Regions from separate parts of the Mus musculus genome. Here region 1 is linked to region 2. Evidence: chromatin contacts called from ENCODE Hi-C or POLR2A ChIA-PET data. All regions are on one chromosome and are shown on one strand. The core of a region is the stretch at or near the end of the contact, and the rest is flanking DNA. Distances in the headings are between cores, read along the strand shown.

Region 1 (6,796 bases), core at 376-2,875, 54 kb before region 2:
CCACCCTCTGTTATATAGGGAATTTGAGACTGATGTAGGATGCAGGAAATCCTGCCTCAAGAAAGCCAATGAAAAGGTGAGGGCCTGGTGAGATATCTCAGTGAGTAAAGATGATTCCACCAAGCCTGATGACCTGGGTTCAATTCCTGAGGCCCATGTGGTTGGATGGAGAGAACCAAATTCCACAGTTGATTTTCACATGAGCATCATTGTATGCGCGCACGCACACGCGTGCACACACACACACACACACACACATGTAAGTAAATAAATGAATAAACTAAAACTTTTTTTTAAAGCAATTGATATCTCTCTCTCCCTTTTTTTTTTAGATTTATTTATTTATTTATTACATGTAAGTACACTGTAGCTGTCTTCAGACACCCCAGAAGAGGGAGTCAGATCTCATTACAGATGGTTGTGAGCCACCATGTGGTTGCTGGGATTTGAACTTAGGACCTTTGGAAGAGCAGTCGGGTGCTCTTTACCCACTAAGCCATCTCACCAGCCCCTAAACTAAAACTTTTTAAAAGGTTTTTGTGAGCCAGGCTGGTGAAAGCTTTTAGTCCCAGAACTTGGGAAGCAGAGGCAAGCAAATCTCTGAGTTCAAGGCTGGCCTGGACTACAGAACAAGTTCTGGGACAACCAGGGCTATACAGAGAAACCCTGTTTTGAAAAAATAACAGAAAGTTTTGTGTGTGTGTGTAGAACCATTAACATTTTTGGAAGATGATCTTGAAATGGAATGGCCTTCCATCCCCCACCCCAAACAATTTATTATTTAGCTCTGTGGTAGACACCTGGGTTAATCTCGTTTGCAGTGTGGAAAGGTATTTTTCCTTTTCTCTCGGTGTTTTGTAAGCATCTCCTTTACCTTCTCACTGGCTTAATACAGAACTGAAAGGTCTAAGGCAAAGCAGGAGAGTATAGGCTAGACTTCTGGGCAGAGCTAGGAACTCCTAGAAAGAACTCTGGGCGGGAGATTTGCTAGTCAGTTTCATTACCCAGATGTGGAGGAAGAAGCAGGTACTGGTATTGAGGAGAGGTAGTGAGCCACGTGGTAGAACATAGATTAGTGTAAACGGGTTAATTTAAGATTTAATTTCATTTACGATCTAGTTGGGAACAAGCTCGCTAAATCCAAGCTTTTATAATTAATAAATGGTCTCTGTGTCATTACTTGGGTGGCTGGCAGCTAGAGACAGTCTGGTGATAATTGGTGCATTGAAGATGGAGCTAGAAATCAGAGCTGAGAGCCTGCAAAAGTCGTGGATGGAAGGCTGGGAACAAGTACTTCCTGAAGCAACACGGCTTCCCAGTGACAGTCTCTGAGGTAGGCGCAAGGTGGGATTGGGAAATCCAGAAAGGCTACCGGCTGAGGGTGGTTCCCCTAAAAACCCCTGCTGAGCAGCAAAGCCGGCTGCCAGATAGAGAACAGTGCACTTCCCCTGGCGCGGAGGGGCGGATTGAGCCATGGTCCAGCTAGAATAACTTCCCAGAGACTGCAGCCCAATTCAGGTCTGCCGCATCCTGGTGCAGCTGCTGGCTCCACCTTTCTGGAGCTGGGGCGGGGCGGGGCGGGGCGGGGCGGGGCGGGGCGAGCGCCCTTAGGAAAAGCCTGCAGCCACGAAGCATATAGTCCGTTGGAGAGGCATGTCCAGGGCTGGCACTAGGCGGAACCGGTAGGGTAACCCGCTAGACCAAGCCGAGGGGCGGAGCCGGCAATCAGTGCAGGGAGCTAGCTGAGCCGCAGAAGGGCACCAGGGCCAGCAAGCTGATCTCCAAGTCCAGACTAAAAGGCTGAAGTCCCAAACTTCTGAAAGGGTAATGAATTAAATTTGAAAACAGTAAAAGGGAAAAGAAACTGAACAGAGACGGTCATAGAAAGAAATACTGAGTTTGAATATTAAAAAATAAAGTCTCCGAAGGAAGAAGAAAGAGAAATAAATAAAAAATGTTCGGTAAATCTGCATAAAGTCTCCAAAGGGAGGAGAGAGAAAGGGAAATAAAGAAAAATGTTCTGTAAATGTGAATAGTCTCCAAAGAAAGGAGAGCAAAGGGGATATAAATAAAGATAGTTTGTAAGTGTGCTTAAAAGCTAAAGTCTCTGAAGGAAGGAGAGAGTTAGTGATTAAGAAGAAATTATTTTCTGTTTAAAATGGAGGTCACAATGGTAATGGCATTTCGATCCCATATAATTTTGTTTCGATTATCAGCACAGAAATAATTGTCAGTAGTGTTCACAATTTTATATATCCTCTTTAAGAAAGATCAGAATAAAACAGACCTAGATAAAGAGAGGGGTGAAAAATTGAATGCTAGATTAGAGTCGATAAAACAGAGAGATCTAATGATCCTTTGAACAAAACTTCCGAGGAATCCAACCTGAAGTCTATACCGCCACCTTGTGACAAAGAGGTAGAATAGCAGCCCATAGAAATGCTAGATAAACTTAGGCTGAGTTAAGAATACAGATTATATTTGATAATGACACCTTAGAGAAATATCACTAGATTACATGTTTCATTTTGTAGAGTTTGGAAAATTAATATATATATATAAATACATCATACAATGGACAACAGAAAAGGACCAGACACTGATGACAAGTAGCCCAGGCGATCCAGCCTCCTCACAGGCTGCCTCAGAAGCTGTTCCCTCAAAACTCTGCATCCAGAACAATTTCACATGCCTAGCTATGATGGTCCAGCCTCACAGACTGTTCCATCCAGGACTTCAGTTAATGCCTGCACTTTCTATCACACAGAGTCTAGACAGCAAATGATACAGTTAGCTTTAACAATGCCCAAATTTTCTTAGCCACCCCCACTTCCAGTAATGCTATTGCTTTCTGACAGCAGGAATCAATCTTTAGGAGAACAATACCCTCATTCATGAGATGGGTGGATGGTGGATGTTTGTTGTCATTTAAGGTGGGTTGGTCACAAGTTGTCATAATGGTTGCTGGGATTTGAACTCAGGACCTTTGGAAGAACAGTCAGTGCTCTTAACCACTGAGCGATCTCTCCAGCCCACCAAGCCCACATTTTTTCTTTGAACTCACAGAGATCTGTCTGCCTCTGCTTCCCAGGTGGAGGATCACACCCAGCCCTAAGGACATTTTCGTACAGCTAGAGTACTGTGAGCATTTCCAGCCCTCGCTCTTCCCAGTCAGGTCTGTCTCACTTCAAGCCGTCTGCTCTCCTTGTGTATCTTTGTATAACTTAGGACCCAGGGGACCGACACCAGCTTTTTGTCCTCCTGAGACTTAGTTCACTTAGTGCTTCTTTCCAGTTATCAGCATTTTCCTGAAAACAATACAACTTTGCTCTTTATGGCTTAAAAACTTCATTGCTCACAGAGGGTTAGGGTTAGACTGTTGTGACCTGCCATGTGGGTGCTGGGAGTCACCAAGCCCTTTGGAAGAGCATCCCATGCCATCTCTCCAGCCCTCATCACATACACGTTTTCTGTCTTAGTGTGAGTTTTCCCAGTCTGTATGCTCGTGGATCACATGAGTGCGTAGCAGCCTTGGGGATCAGAAGAGAATGCCAGACCTCCGGGTACTCTAGTTATAGAGCCCCAGTGTGGGGACTGGGGATTAAACCTAGGTGCACTGGGGGGGTCAGCTGTCCCAACCATAGTACATTTCCTTTATCCATTCCTTTGTTGGTAGACACCAGGGTTGTTGATGCCATAACTGAACTTTCACGCATAGTCCTCCAGTGAACATGAGTATGCAAGTATATGCAGGTACCCTAAGAGTCAAGTGGAGACTCTAGTTTTGTTCTCATGGAACTAAAGTCACACATAGTTTTTGTTTTTTGTTTTTTTTCCCCCTGAAACAGGGTTTCTCTGTATAGCACTGGCTGTCCTGGAACTTACTTTGTAGACCAGGTTGGCCTCGAACTCAGAAATCTGCCTGTCTCTGCCTCCCAAGCGCTGGGATTAAAGGCGTGTGCCACCACACCCGGCCACACATAGTTATGAACTACCCAATGTAGCTATTATTTATTTGGGAAAGGGTCTTGATGTTAGCCTGGGATGAACTTTTCATACGGACACGGCTGACCTCAAACTCACAGAAATCTACCTTCCTCTGCCTCCTAAGTGCTGGAATTAAAGCTGTGTGCATTATACCTGCCTGGGTTATTTATTTTTATGTGTATGGGTTTTGCCTGTCTGTCTGTCTGTCTGTCTGTCCTATGTGTGTACTTCATGCTCCAAGAGGACAGAAAAGGATGTCAGATTCTCTGGAACTATATTTACAGACAGTTGGAGCTGCTACATGGGGGCTGGGAATTGAACCGGCTCTTCTGGAAGAACACCCAGTACTCTCAACCACTGAGCCACCTCTCCTGCCCTCATTTTATTTATTTTAGAGAAAGGGTCTCACTATACAGTCTGAGCTGGCGTAAAAGTCACTATGTAGCCCAGGCTGGCCTCAAATTTACCTTGATCTTTCTGTATGAGCCTCCCAAGTGCTGGGATTACACGTATGAGTCATCGTACCTGGCTCAAATATTATAACTCATGCTATTGGAGACCTATGCCATAAAACAGGGACCCAGGAACCGACACCTAAATACCTAAAGTCGAGCTGACAAGATGGCTTAGCCAGTAAAGGTACCAATCGCCGGACCAACGACCAAACCTGACAAGTTAATCCTCAAGGCCCACGTGGCAGGAGGAGAGAACTGACCCCTCAAAGTTGTTCCCTGATGTCTATGGAACCTTGTGCTCAGACACACTCAGCAACTGGAACTTTAAAAAATTAAATTTCATTTGCTTGCCTGTTTTTTGTTTGGTTGGTTTTTTAAATTTTGTTTAGGTCAGACACAGTGTTGAATATCTCTAATCTCAGCACTCAGAAGCCAGAGACAGCCAGATCTTTGTGAGTTCCAGTCTACACAGTGAGTTCTAGGTCAGATAGGACTACACAGTGAGACCTTGTCTCAAAAACACTTATAGTGTACCAGCACACGTGGCTAATTTTTTTTTTTTTTTTTTTGGTTTTCCGAGGCAGGGTTTCTCTGTATAGCCCTGGCTGTCCTGGAACTCACTTTGTAGACCAGGCTGGGCTCGAACTCAGAAATCCACCTGCCTTTGCCTCCCGAGTGCTGGGATTAAAGGCGTGTGCTATTCATCTTTTAATATTTGTTCTATGTGTGTGCCTGAGTGTGTGTATGTAGAACTGGAATTATAGTTGATTATGAGCCACCTTGTATCTGCCATGAATTGAACTCAAGTCTTCTGCAAGGAAAACAACTGCTCTCAATTTTTGAGCCATCTTTCCAGCCCTTTTTATTTATTTTCAAGACAGGGTCTTACTATGCATGCCTGGTTGACCCAGACATTTCTGTGTAGACCAGGTTGGTCTTCAACCGACAGAGATCTGACTGCCTCTACTTCCAGAATGCTGGGACTAAACCTGTGTGCCACTATGCCTGGCTCTACTTCCTGAAGACAGGGTCTCACTCCATAGTCCAAGCTGGCCTAAAAGTTACTAAGTAGCCCAGGCTGGCTTCAAACTCACTTCACTCTTTCTACATCAGCCTCCTCAGTTTGAGGATAATAAGCATGAGTCATCTTGCTTAGCTCAGTATCTATTGCTCATGTAGGCTACTGGAGGCTTCTGTCTTAAAAACACAAGCGCTGGCTGGAGAGGTGGCTCAATGGTTAAGGGCACTGACTGCTCTTCCAGAGGTCCTCAGTTCAAATCCCAGCAACCACATGGTGGCTTACAACCATCTATAATGGGGGTTCGATGCCCTCTTCTGGTGTGTCTGACGACAGTGACAGTGTACTCACATATATGAAATAAATCTTTTTTTTTAAAGCAAAAAAAAAAACCCAAAAAACCCAAGTGCCCAGGAACTGACACCTTCCAGGGTAGCCGTAGGTCAGTGGCTCATGAAGGCTGGTTTGTCAAAGACCTAGCTTTCCTATAACTGGGGCAAATCTGAGGAATAATTTATATTGTAGATGCAAATCAACTACTTACTCACTGTTAGGTACCACATGCTTAGCTGGATCCCTTCCTGGTTTCTTTTAGTAGCACTTTGGGGGGAGTGGATCTCCTTTGCCTCTCTTCCAACAAATTGCTAGAACACAAATCTCATTTCTAATGTTCCTGGGAAATACAACCCAGCTCCTTCTAATCCTTCCTTGTTTACTTGCTAAACGTTTATTGTTCTGCTGATGTCCTAGGCCCCGTCCCTTACACGTCCTTTGTCTGGTCACCACACTGCTTTGTGCAATTCAACCTATGACTCCATCTCTAATAGACAACTCCACCTACTTACCCAAGAACATTCCCTGTGCTGATACAGTAGCCAACTACAGGAATACAACTATATTGGTTTTGGTTTATTATTTTATGAATCAAGGTCTTACCAAATAGCTCTGGCTGTCCTTAAACTCACTATGTAGACCAATAGACCTTGAACCCATAGAGTTCAGACTGCCTGCTGGGATTAAAGGCTCAGGTCACTATAGCAGGTTTAGATAGGTATTTTAATAAAAAACAAACAAACAAACAAACAAACAAAAACTTCAGTTTACTGAGCACACCAACCAAGCCTGTGACCAAGCGACTACAATATCAGACTAATTCAATCACTTCGAAAACTCTGATTGAGTTCTGGGAAGTAGCTCAGCAGCAAAATATCTAGCACGTTCCCGGCCCTGGGTTTGATCCTCAACACTGACCCTGCCCCACTTCCAAAAGGCCGGACAGTTTAGACAGAACATACCCAAACTTATCAATAGCCATTTGCCCTTTTGTGTTCTTTTT
Region 2 (7,295 bases), core at 2,764-5,263:
CGTTAACCTTTTGTATTTTCTCAGCTACTTATTCGTTTGTTTTGTCTTTTTTCAAAGCAGGCCTGAAACTTGAGATCTTTCAGGTTCTGACTCCTAAGTGCTGGGATTATAGATATGCAACAGCATGCCTGGCCAATATTTGAGGTATTTTTTGCTTGCTTGGTTGGTTTTTTTAGAAAGGGTTTAACTATGTAGCCCTGGCTGGCCTGGAATTTACTATATAGACCAGGCTGGTCTGGAAGTCACAGATATCCCCCAAGTACTGAGACTAAGGAGTGCAGCACCTTGCCCAGCTCATTTACTTATTTTGGATTTATTTATGGGCTAGGAAAATAGTCCAGTAGATAAAGGTGCTTGCTGCCAAGACCAATAATCTGAGTTCCATCTCCAGGACCCACTCAGCAAAAGGAACTCCCACAAGTTGTCCTCTGTCAGGGTCACACACACACACACACACACATACACAAACTATATGAAACTTTTAGAGTTATTTTATTTCTGCCCGAGAGTGTTGGTGCAGGCCTTTACTCCTAGCACTCTGGAGGAAGAGGCAGGCAGATCTCTGAATTCCAGGCTAGCCTGGTCTACTACACAGAGAATCCCTGTCTTGAAAAAACAAAACATCACAACAACAACAACAAAAATCACACACACACACACACACACACACACACACACACACACACACACACACATTTAATTTTATTTGTGTAGGTGTGTGATCTTGTGCCAGGTCACACATGTGGAGGTTAGAGGATAATTTTCAGGGCTTGGTTCTGTTTCTGCTGTAAGGGTAGAGGTCAGAGACCAGCATGAGAGGAGGATTTCTCCTTCCACCTTGTGGGTTCTGGGGTTGTAAAGTCATCAGGCTTTGCCCACAGAGCTATCTCACTGGTCCCAGCCCACTAACTTAACATATACTAACATTAGATATAGAAGTTGCCAGACTTCCTGGGTTCAAATCTGCTGCTATGTGTCTATATCACTCTGTGAAAGTTAGCCTGTCTGTGTTTCTGTGCTTTTTCTGTAAACAGTCAGCTAATGACTCCTTTCTCAAAGACCTTGTTATAAAGATTATATACAGCCAAGGATGGTAGCTCCTACTCCAAACCCTAGTACCTGGGAGGCTGAAGCAGGTGGTTTACCTTTGAGTTCAAGGCCATACTGGACAATAAAATGAATTCTAGCTAGCTTTAGTTACAGTGGTAAGATCCTGCCAGTAGTGCTAGTGAGATGGCTCAGAGGTTAAAAGCATTGACTGCTCTTTCGGAGGTCATGAGTTCAAATCCCAGCAACCGCATAGTGGCTCACAACCATCGGTAATGAGAAACAAATAAAAAACCTACAGAGCAGGGGGCCAGAGCAAGAGGGAAGGGGGGGGGGAGATCCTGCCAGTAAAAACAAACAAACAAAAAATAAAACAGGGTTGGGGATGTAGTTCAGTTGGTAGAGTGTTTCCCAAGCATACACAGAGCCCTGGGTTAGATTCCCAGTATTGGATAAAACCCAGCGTGGTAGTACATGCCTTAATCCTGGGAGGTGGACATTCAGGAGTTTAAGGCCATCAAGATGGTTCAGTGGTTAACGGTGCTTGTCATGAAAGCCTGATGACTGAGTTCAATCTCTGTAACCCACAGAAAGGTGGGAAGAGAGAAATGAATCTGCAAAGTTGTCCTCCTGCCCAACATGTGTACCATGTCATGGTATGACACTCCTACATCTCAACACACACACACACACACACACACACACACACACACACACACATACACACACACACACACACACAGAGAGAGAGAGAGAGAGAGAGAGAGAGAGAGAGAGACCCTGAACTCAAGAAGGAGAAGAAGTTGTTGTTTGCATACAGAGTATGAGGCTGCCTAAGCCTTGCCTCAAAAGAAAAGAAAAGAAAAGGAAAAAAGCTTACTTTATAGAGTATTTAGCTCTGTCTCTGGCATATGGTAAGTGTTCAATAGAGAGCAGTCACTGTTACAACTTAGGCTATTCCTTTTTCTCTTGTGTGTGCACACTCACATAAGCCAGAGTCAGTATCAGGTGTCTTCCTTACTTGCTCCAACTTATTTTTTCCAATAAGGTATCTTTTTTTTTTTTTTTTTTTTTTTTTTTTTTTTTTTGAGACAGGGTTTCTCTGTATAGCCCTGGCTGTCCTGGACCCAATAAGGTATCTTATTGACTTTGGAGCGCTCTGTCTTGGCTGGCCAGCAAGCTATTGGGGATATGCCAATCTCCAACCTTCAGAGCTGGGATTACAGATAAAACTCCCAGGCCTGGTAGGATGGGAAGGGAATTTCAGGCCCTTTACTATGGAATCCAAGGTCAAGGGCAGACCATAGAGGGAGATCTGAGGGGCTGGAGCAGCAGTCCAATAGAGCATGCCATAGTAATACTACTGCCAGGAAACAGAGTAGGGGCAGGTCTGACATCCTTGAGGACACTCTAACCTCTGCCCAGAGGAGAACAGGAAAAGGCAGAGGACCTGGGACCAAGAAAGCTGGTGTCTCCCAATCCACAGAGGCCATGAGACAGAGGGGGAGAAGGAAGGAGATGCATGTATTTGTGTAGGGTGCTGTAGGGATACCTGGGAAGGAAGGGAAATCATAGGACTAAGCTCAGAGACAACAGGCTGAGTTTCGAGCCTCGAGGCCCAGAGGAAAATGAGGGTGGTTCAGAGAAATGCGAAGTTTCTGGCTCGTATTCTGGGCTGATCTTATGTCAGCAAGAACAAGAAATGATACCCATGGGTATCATGGGTAAAGATGATTGCTACACTTAGCTGTGACTGACAAGAGTTGCTGACAACACTTGTGGTGTTTCTCTGCAAAATAGAAAGGGGCACTCAGGTTCTGGGACACAGTCTTTTCTCTGTTGAGCTACCTGAAGCTCATCTGAAGCCCTCCTCGCCCTGCATTCCCTGCTAGAGGGGCGCAGGCAGACAGGCTGTCGGGTGGGTTGTGTTGGGAGCGGGTGCCTCACCTTTCAGGATGGCCTGCAGGGAGGCCACCTCCTCTTGGCACTGTCTCTGCACTGCAGCCACTGCCTCCGCCTTGGTGCTCTCGCTCACCTCAGCTACAGCCTTCATGGTTTCCATTTCTGCCAGGGCACCGGCCAGTTCGGCACGAAGCCGACTGAGCTCACTTGACTCGGATGCATCCTTTTGCTTCTCTTGGGGCTGGGGATCCAGCGCTGTGGGGAGCGGGGAGTGGGGGGGACAGTGACCAAGATTTATTCCCACGGCTTGCCGATCTCCTAACACCTCAGGCCACCCAGCAGTCCAGTAACCCAGTCCTACTCTCCATCTACAAGGACCTCATCCCATTCCCCTGGTCCTGCCCCTCCCGGAGTCCCAACTAACTTGGCTCGACCGTCCAATCCCTTCCAGTGGCCCCGCCTCGCCCCCTTACCTGCCCCACCCACAGACACACCCACCGTGTAGGCCACGCCCACCCCGGTGGGCGCTGTGCCCCGCCCCCTTCCCGAGCCTCCGCGCTGGCCGGCTGCCGCCAGCAGTCGCATTCGGCTCCGCCCCCAGCCCCCTGCTCCCCACGTGCGCAGCGGCGCAACTCCCGCACCGATTCCTGGCCGCCGGTGCCCCCGATTCTCACCTAGGGTTGCTGGCGCAGCTGCCATCGTCTCAGCCCAAACGGCGGATTCCCGCACTCACTGGTGATGGCACTCCCGCTTCCGGGTCCGCTCGGCTGTTTCCGGATCCGCTCGGCTGTTTCCGGATCGGCTCTGCAGGGGCCGCGGGGGGTGGGAGGGCGGGATGGTCAAGAGACGCCGACTGCACTCGAGTGGACGCGCGGCCTGGATCCCGCCTTTCTTGCAGCCTCGTGGGACCGCCCCCGCGCTCCCGCGCTCCCTGGAAGCTCCGAGGGCTTCGGGTCTGCGGTAGTCTTCTCTGGTGCTGAGGATCTGCTGAGGCTCCACTCGAGGCCACCTCCTGGAACGCCTGGTCTTAGTCCTAGAGGACGCTGCGCGCGGCCTCCTCCTTCCCTCCGCCCGGCCGCCCTTCCGCCGTAACCCGACTCGCGTTACTGCGAAGTGTGCCCGGCCCGCCCAGCATCTCCGCCCCGCGGGCCAGGGCTGGGTTGGCGTTCTGAAGCTTGGCGCAGTCAGTGGCAGAGGTGCGAAATCTACGTGTCTCCAATCCCATTTTCATATGGCTTCCTGCAAATCTCTTTCTCCACTCCCAGGGCTGTAAATCTTTCAGCCTGGGTCTGGGTCAATCTCTCATTATGTATGACCTCTCGCTTTGGAGAGTCACAGCAATTCAAACAAGTACAGAGCCTGGGTCCCCCTGCCTCCAAACCGGTTTTCTATAAAAGACTTTGAACCTGGAAGTCCTTGATTCTTTGTGGTCTCCTTGGAATGCACACCAGTGTACTTATACCAGGATGCCTTCCTCATTTCTCCAGCACTAACACCCAATCGTAGTACCCATCACGCCTGAACTAGCAAGATAACCCTTATCTCCTCCTCCTATGTGCCTACTGGTGGGCTTTTAGTGTTAGAGGGAGCCCACTACAGATTATCCCCAGACAGCCTGTGGTGGTTTGAAAATGCTTGGCCCAGGGAGTGGCACTATTTGGAGGTGTGGTTTTGTTGGAGTGGGTATGGCCTTCTTGGAGAAAGTATGTCACTGTGGGTGTGGGTTTTAAGACTCCCTCCCGACCCCCACCCCCGGCTGCCTGGGAGCCAGTCTTCTGTCTTCAGAACAAAATGTTGAACTCTCAGCTCCTTCTGCATAATGTCTGCTTGGATGCTGATATGATCCTGCCTTGAAAAATCTCATGAAAGAGATTTATTGGAGGGTCCTGGGTGTGAAGAACAAATCCAGGGGTGGCTGCCCTCTGTTCCCAGGAGCAGACAGCACGGAATTAAATAGAGGGCAGAGCTTAGATAGGATTTCTTAGGGGTGGAGCTTTTCAGGGCAGAGAGTTCCAGATTAAGGATTGGTGGGATTTCAAGTCCTGACTTTGGGGAGCTCAGGGATTGGTGGGGTTTTGCGGGAAGCCCAGAGATTGGTGGGTTTCCCTGCTTAAGGATTGTTGACTCCCCCCCCCCCCCCCCCCGCCTTCCTTTTTTCCTGCATCTAGGCTATGGGTTAAGGTAGGAAGTCCTTCCTGGCCACAGCCGGCTTTTACTGAGGCACCACCTCTGTAGGGCCGCTGGCGAGGCTGGAGAGCTCCTGCTGTAGTAATTCACCAAGAGTGTAGGCCGAGGCAGGAAAGGCGTTACCACCGTGGACAGCTCCTGCTGAGGTGGGGGCGGGGGTAAGGAAATGCATCCGAGTGGACAGCTCCTGTGATGGCTGCAGGCTGAGAAGGCCTCCTCCCTGCCACCATTTTGACAGGAGCTGGCATTTTTGATAGCTTCTGCGAGGGCATTTTATTGTGGCTGGGGTTGACTGCCGCTTTGACATCTTTTGCGGGATGCCATTGAGGGACTACATTGTGGGTAAAAGTATTTGCTGTGGGAGCCCGATGACATCGTTTACAGCTTCAGCACCCACAGCAAAGCAGATTTCCTCTTGGTTACAGGCTAGCCTTGTAGAGGAATTTTAATCCAGCAACCTGGCTGCTCTGGCAAGGAATCACATCCAAAGATCTAGGTGTAAGTTTTATTCTATTTTTTTTTCTGTATATTCAGCGACTTTTAGTGGTTTCTTCATACACTCTTCTCCTGGCTCCTTACAATATCTTCTCAGCCGGGCATGGTGGCGCATGCCTTTAATCCCAGCACTCGGGAGGCAGAGGCAGGCGGATTTCTGAGTTCGAGGCCAGCCTGGTCTACAGAGTGAGTTCCAGGACAGCCAGAGCTATACAGAGAAACCCTGTCTCGGAAAAAAAACAAAACAAAAAACAAAAACAACAACAATATCTTCTCTGTTCAGCTCTGCTTCTCCTGTCTCAGCTGTCACCAGCTATCTTCTCACTTAGCTCTCTGACCCTATTTGTCTGCCTACTGGAAGCTTCTCTCTACTATCTCTGAATCCTATTCCTGAACCCTACTCCAAGCTCTCAGCCCTGCTGGATTTCTATGACCTCTCTTGTTCCCAGAATTCTAAGAGGCAACTGACACTGAAGGGCAGAGAGTCCTTTAAAGGGTCAGGCACATAAATCATGCTACACCTAGGTCTGTGTGATCTGACTGGAATGACACACCTTTAATCCCTCAGGCTGGAATACAGATATACCCTTAGTATACACCTTTAATCCCTAACAATGCAGAGAAAGTTTGAAGAAGGGAGCAGCCATGTTTGGAAGTGACATCTAATTGAGAGGTAAGTGGTGAATCAGAGAAAGATTTGACAGAATGAGTCAGAGATATGATATGCCTAACTCTCACCAGAACAGCCCAGGGAAGAGAGCAGAGTTGAATTGGTTCTATGCGTGCAGTAGAGTTCAGGCAATGCAGTTGAATTCAGTTGAGTTGAATTTAGTGCAGTTGGTGCAGTTCAGTTGAATGTAGTTGAGTTTGTGCAGTTCCATTCAGTTTGTGTGGTCAGTGAAGTTCAGTTTGTGGAATTCAGAGACAGTTTTTCCAAGCAATTATGTCAGAAGCCAAGAGAAGCCAGACTGAATCAGTCAGACTGTTCAAAGGCTCCAAGCCCAGGCCCAGGGATACTTAGAACAGAGAAAGAAACACTCTGGCTCAGCCCAAGGAGTATATATAGGCACAGCTTGGATATGACTCTCATCTCATCCCTTCATCTGAGGAGATGAAAGTTACTTTTACAAGCCTGATCTACATTACAAGTATTCCAGGCCAGTCAGAGCTAAGTAAGTCACTGTCTCAAAAAAATAAAACCATTAGTTTCCTTTTAAAGGAAATATGTCAGCAGTTGCAGTGGTGTAGGAATGTAAGATCCCACTGGGAAGGCTGAAGCAGAAGAAGTGGAAATTCTGGTCTAGCCTTAGTTACATAGCAAGACCCTGCCTCAAAAACAACCCCCCTCCCAAACCCAGATGCTTAGTAGCTCAGGTCTGTAAGTCTAGGACTTGGAAGATGGTGGCAGGAGAATCAAGATTCTAAGGGCATCATGAACTGCATAGGGAGTTTGAGGCCAGCCTGAGTAACATAAGACTCTTGAAAGATAGAAAGAAAGAAAGAAAGAAAGAAAGAAAGAAAGAAAGAAAGAAAGAAAGAAAGAAAGAACAAAAAGTTTAACAACAAAAAAACACCAAACAACAACAACAACAACAAAAAAAACCAGTCTTTTGCCTTATTTCAACAATCTAAGGACTTGGTAGATGGAGGCAGGAGGATTGCTG

The links. A loop is a pair of places that touch in the nucleus more often than their neighbours do. ChIA-PET counts read pairs that join two places held with the same protein, here RNA polymerase II (POLR2A).
Region 1: POLR2A ChIA-PET joins it to region 2 with 13 read pairs in embryonic stem cell. The contact joins the enhancer-like site here to the promoter of Rabep2 in region 2. A Hi-C loop is called at or near these places in 8 of 37 maps with a recorded cell type or tissue (adrenal gland, gastrocnemius, heart and 2 more). POLR2A ChIA-PET finds 5 or more read pairs at or near these places in 3 of 5 experiments (Patski and embryonic stem cell).

The regions. Positions count from the first base shown.
Region 1 is chr7:126,477,445-126,484,240 of GRCm38, reverse strand. No RefSeq gene overlaps it. Among named protein-coding and RNA genes, the nearest start is that of Gm46001, 5.7 kb to the left of the region's middle. Within about 2 kb of position 1,625, at least 1 of the 3 ENCODE cell types and tissues checked has a DNase peak (open chromatin) inside an H3K27ac peak, as active enhancers do; it is heart, where a contact is called at or near this core.
Region 2 is chr7:126,425,485-126,432,779 of GRCm38, reverse strand. It overlaps Rabep2 (rabaptin, RAB GTPase binding effector protein 2), which reads right to left and starts at 4,013. Exons shown (of 13, transcript NM_030566.2): 1 at 3,624-4,013; 2 at 2,995-3,204. The coding sequence starts at 3,648.